2 separate regions of the Homo sapiens genome follow, and region 1 is linked to region 2. Evidence: chromatin loops called from intact Hi-C (ENCODE). Cell type or tissue: heart left ventricle. All regions are shown on one strand. Links, peaks and the distances in the headings refer to the core of each region. The heading gives the core; the rest is flanking DNA.

Region 1 (2,922 bases), core at 108-2,607, 450 kb after region 2:
AATTTATATATCGGTTTTGCATTGTATATTTTCTTTAATGATAAATGACAAAGACAGTTTCTGAAAACAATGCTGCTGATGAATTTGACAAGCCATGGCTATAAAGAGCAAAATTAGCATGGATTTGCCTGTTCAGCGCTGGATTCACTCATCTCAACATAAAAACACATTTACCCTGTTATTCTCCTTCCTCACCAGTGTAGCAGGTATGAACCTAATCATACAAACTGAAAGGTACAAAAAAGTAATTTTTGCATAAGTCTTTCTACTCAGTGCTTCCATTCCACCAGGAGTAACTGAATTTTATTATCAGTTAATCTCCTTCCCCTAACATATATATGTACTTTAATATACTTTATCTTGAGTTGTTTCTAATCTTTTGGAATTTATGCATTAGCAGTCTCCAGAGAAGCAGAACCATAGGATGTTTTAAAATATTATATGTTATATATAATATATACATATTTATATATGTGTTATATATGTTTACATATTATGTATTGGTTCCAAGGCCTCCTGGGAATATCAAAATCTATGGATGCTCATGTCCCTGATACAAAATGCCAGAGTAACTGCGTGTAACCTATGCACACCCTCTGGTGTACTTTAAATCATCTCTAGTTTGCTTATAATACCTAATACAGTGTACATACTATGTAAATAATAGTTACACTGTACCGTTTAGGGAATAATGACAAGAAAAAGTGCATATGTGTTAAGTAGAGAAGCAATACTCTTTTTGAATATTTTCAATTCAAGTTTGGTTGATTCCACAGATGTGGAACCTACCAATGTGAAGTGCTGGCTGTATGTGTTTATGTGTTTTTGAGTGTGTGTGTGTGTGTGTGTGTGTGTCTTGTCCCTTCTCTGCGTGTATGTCTCAATTGTAGTAAAAGTAAAGGAAAAGTAGAATATATAATTTTCATTTATTCTGTAAAGTAAACATACCATCTTTGAAAATAGTGAGCTAAGAGGGAAATAGCTTCAAATCTATAACAAAATTACTTAGGAGGCTTCTAGCCATTTCGAAGCTCTCTTGATCATTACTGAAGCTTATTTGGTGGCTTCTTTCTGTTATCCTGATTCCCCATACCATGGTAGGAATCAAGTCTCTCTAAAGTTTAACCTGTGCTCCCTGAGGGATGCTTCTTGAAGGCTCATGTGCTCCTGGAACTTTTGATGACTGTATAAGCAAAGGCAGGGTTTTTTTTTTTTAGGTGTCCACCAGATGTCACTGTTCACCAGAAAAACGTGACTAACGCTGCAGCATTGAAACAAACAGGTGTTAATAATGATTTGATTCTTAAAATAGAAAAGGAAAAAAATAAAAAAAAAAAACAAGTAGATCTACATTACAACCCGATCTTAGGCAGGAAGTAAAAACTTTCTTTACTTTAGGCTAGAAAATGATCATCCTTTAGGAGCTTTTAATTTCACTAACATTTTACCCCTATTAGGAGACAGGGCAGGTGCTTCTAGTCACAACTATTTAGTGATAGACCACTGAAAGCTAGAACCTGGGTTCTACCCTAGGCCTTGTAATCAGAACATCAATGTTACTGGTCAAGTTCCTTAAACAATTCGTCTTCATTTCTTTTCCTATAAAACAAGAAGTCAGATATTCCCACCAGTCAAAAAATATTATAATCTTGCTTCAAAAACTTTAGATAAATACCTTCTCAAGGTTACCATTTCTTGAGTCTGCACTATAACCCAAGTCCTTTTTTACTCCTTAACACAAGCCAGAGTGCACTAGCACATGAAGCATTCCCTGGGCTGCTTCATTCAACATGAAAAAATAAGAGTCCCACTGACCATATTACCTTCTGCAGCCATTTTTCTTTCTATTGTCCAACAATATGTTTTCAGTTTAAATGTTTACAGTTTAAAAATAGAACTATGTAGGATTTATTAAAATATTTTTTGCTCTGATATTTATTTATGTTTGGGAAAACTGACTTGGCTTACTTTTAAATAAATTTCTTAATAAAACAAAATATAATAGATATATGCATATACATATATGAATAAGAAAATGAATACATATACCTACCATTCGGCTTTACAAAGTAGAACACCTTTTGTACCTCTTTACCCAAATAAATTTAGTCATTTATTTCACCAAGATCATTTAAGAACTAAATTTGCTGCACCAAAGTAAAGACTTTTCTCCTAACGAAAGGTTATTTCTTTCTGGATTTTAGCTTTTAGTAGCTTCATACTCTTAGTTCACCCACAAGCCTCAGAAGACAAGCAGAGGCAATAATGTGTCCCTATAGGCTCCCATCCCATTCTTTTTCTCCTCTTTGAGAGAAAAATTAAGTTCATACTGAAACTGCATTTTTTCTACTGCCTGTAATCTTTTATTTATTCAAAATTATAATAGATTGTAATTCTCATCTATGTTAAAATACAAATTAGTTCATTTTTCGGGGAACCTTGAGGCAGAGAGTAGAGCAATAAGAAAAGAGGAAGGTTTCATGGCTCACATCTGTAATCCCAGCACTTTGGGAGGCCGAGGTGGGCGGATCACGAAGTCAGGAGATCAAGACCATCCTGGCTAACACGGCGAAACCCTGTCTCTGCCAAAAATACAAAAAATTAGCTGGGCATGGTGGCACGCACCTGTAGTCCCAGCTACTCAGGAGGCTGAGGCAAGAGAATCACTTGAACCCGGGAGGTATAGGTTGCCGTGAGCCAAGATCGCGCCATTGCACTCCAGCCTGGGCGACAGAGCGAGACTCTGTCTCAAAAAAAAAAAAAAAAAAAAAAGAAAGAAAGAAAAAGAAAAAAGGAAAGAGGAAGCTCTCATAGTGACCCAGAGAGGAGAAAGCGCTAATGGGAATTTTCTAAGCAGGAAAATTTCTGAACCTAGAATGTGTAAATGTAACATTTGAATTTATCATCATGAGCTTTCAATTG
Region 2 (2,922 bases), core at 136-2,635:
TTACTTGTTTTCTCTTTGTTTTGTAACTTTTCCCTTCTTCCACTCTCACTGTTTTCCTTTGTGGTTAAGTGATTTTCTCTGGTAGTATGTTTTAATTGCTTATTTTTATTTTTAGGATATTTATTATAAATTGTTGCTTTATGGTTACCACGAGGCCTATAAAATCATCTTATAGTTATAACAAGTTTTTTATCAGCAGATAACTACTTCACTTTGATCATAAAGTAAAGAAAAGAAGCAAACACAAAGAAAAACTTAAAAACTTTGCACTTTAACTCCACCTCCCCATATTTTGGCTTTTTATTCTCTCGGTTTACATCTTTTCATAACTGCATCTTTCTTAACAAAATTTTGTTGTTATTATTGTTTTGATAGCTTTGTCTGTTAGTCTTCATACTAAAGATATGAGTGATTAACACACCACAATTACAGTATTAGAATATTCTGAATTTGTCTCTATACTAACTTTTACCAGTGAATTTTATATCTTCTGATGTTTTCCTGTTGCATGTTAGCTTCCTTTCAGACTGAAGAACTCCCTTCAGTATTTCTTGTAAGACTGGTCTGGTGGTAAGTCATATCCTCAACTATTATTTATCTCAGAAAGTCTTTATCTATTTTTCATGTTTGAAGGCTAGCTTGCTAGATACAGTATTATCATTTGGCAGTTTTCTTCATTAAGCACTTTGAATATATTATCTCACTCCTTCCTGGGTATGATTTCTGCTGAGAAGTCTGTTGCCCAATGAACTTGAGCTTTTTCATATGATGTTGCTTCTTTTTTATTGCTGATTTTAGAATTCTCTCTTTGACCTTGACCTTTGAGTGTTTGTTTATTATATGCCTTGGTGTAGTCTTATTTGGGTTGAATCTATTTTATAATCCTTTATAATCCTTGACAATCCTTGACTTTTCTGTACTTGCATATTTATATTTTTCTCTAGGTTTGGAAAGTGTTACTGTATTATCTCTTTGAATAAGCTTTCTACCTTTTGCCTCCTTCTCAATTCCCTCTTAAATGCCAATGACCCTTAGGTTTGCTCTTTTGAAGCTGTTTTCTAGACCTCGTAGGCATATTTCATTTTTTAAAAATTATTTTTTCTTTTTTCTTCCCTGTGTGTTTTTAAATACCCTATCTTCAAGCTCACTGAACCTTTCTTCCACTTGATAAATTCTGCTGCTGAGACCTTCCAATGAATTTTTCAGTTCAGCCAAAGTATTTCTGAGTTCTAGGATTTCTGTTCTTATTAAAAATTATTCTAATCTCTTTGTTAAATTTCTATGATAAATTTCTGAATTGTTTTTCTCTGTTATCTTGGAGTTCACGGAGTTTCCTCAAAATTACCATATTGAATTCCTGATTTGAGAGCCCACACCATTGCTCCATTGCCTATCACCGGATCTTTGCTTTGTCCATTTGGGGAGGTCATGGTTTCCTGTTTGCTGTTGTTTCTTACGGATTTACATTTCTGTCTTTGCACTAAAGGTTTAGCTATTGATTCCAGTCTTCACTGTCTGGATTGCTTTGGTCTTTCTAGGCTATGCATGTTTAGAGGTTCTGTGTGGTTTGCATGTTGAGTTCCCTTAGCCCCGGACTGCTGCCTCCTTTTTGGCACTAGATGGTGCCCTAAGTCCAAGTTTGCCACAGCTCTCAAAAAAGTTTGGAGAACTGCCTGTGTCAGATGGGGGGCTGTGTGGCAGGAGGAGTCCCAAAGGAGATTCCTTGGTTGTGTGTGGAGGCTGGGTAGAGTTTTGTGTCCTGAGGACCCATGAAGAATGCCTCCTAGAGCCCGGTGCTGCTGAACTGCTCTTCTGGTTTGGTGTCTCTTTTTGCTGAGCTGAAGAGCAGCCCTACATTTTGCACCCTGGGATTGCTATCCCTTCTCCACTCTCTCTCTCTCTCTCTCTTTTTTTTTTTTTTTCAGTCTAGCCGCCTTTAGGATATTTCTCTCTACAGGCACTTGTGATGCTTCTTGAGTTGAGGCAGAAATGGCAGTCCTGCTAAGAAACCCAAGATGGTGGGGAAGCCTGCTGTCTTGCCTGCCTTGATCTCACTTTTTCCATTGGTGAAACCCTAAGTCTAGGGGGACTTTTCCATGTAGTGCCTGGCAACTTAGGTAGGGGAGGCATATCAAAGAAACTGAAGTTCATTTCTCTTACTTTCTGCTTGTAGTTTTTCACTTTTCTGTGGTCTCAAAAATCATCAAAAGGCCCAGTTCTTGGTTACTGGTGATGATAATCTAGGTACTGGATAGTTGTTTTTGGTTTTCTGTGGGGAACACTGAAGCTAGATTATTTCTATTCTCCCATTTTGACGACATCACTCTTGAGAATACAACTGTCATTTATTAAGCCAGACATTAATGAGATTTACAAAATGCATCACAATGCCTCTCCTCTCACTAAGCTTACTTTCTTTCTTTCTTTTTCTTTCTCTCTCTTTTTCTCTCCTTCCTTCCTTCCTTCCTCCCTCCCTCTCTCTTTCCCTCTTTCTTTTCTTTTTCTCTTTCCTTACTATGGTCTAGCCTAGCACTTCTGGCCTCAAGCAATCCTCCCACCTTGACCTCCCAAAGTGCTGGGATTATAGGCATGAACCACCACATCCAGCCTTACTAAACATTTTTTGTTTAGGTAAATGCTTTTAATAAAATATAGTATTTTAAAAATATGTTATTTATACAAACATGCAATAAATGTATTATTTTTATTTTAAATGAATTAGAAAATATATTTTAAATATTTCATTTTAATTTCTAGTATAGTAAATATATATACACAAGTTTGTGTGAGTGCATCCCACATAAGCAAAAGCATTTTAAAATGTATTCAATAATTTTTAAGAGTGTAAAAAAGCCCTTAGACCAAATTTTGAGAACTACTGATATACTTCATAAATTTTACATGCATTGTTTCAATTTAACC

The links. Peaks named below come from ENCODE experiments on the same cell type or tissue, not always from the same donor. Only the 100,000 strongest peaks of a DNase experiment are listed, where the experiment ranks them.
Region 1: a loop joins it to region 2, with 3 times the contacts of the local background. A loop is called at or near these places in 2 of 110 quality-filtered maps.

The regions. Positions count from the first base shown.
Region 1 is chr1:187,050,575-187,053,496 of GRCh38, forward strand. No RefSeq gene overlaps it. Among named protein-coding and RNA genes, the nearest start is that of LINC01036, 41 kb to the right of the region's middle. In heart left ventricle, for the core only: a CTCF peak has its summit at 1,222 (motif pointing right); no DNase peak of the experiment used is centred there.
Region 2 is chr1:186,604,320-186,607,241 of GRCh38, forward strand. No RefSeq gene overlaps it. Among named protein-coding and RNA genes, the nearest start is that of PTGS2, 75 kb to the right of the region's middle. In heart left ventricle, for the core only: a CTCF peak has its summit at 1,620 (motif pointing right); no DNase peak of the experiment used is centred there.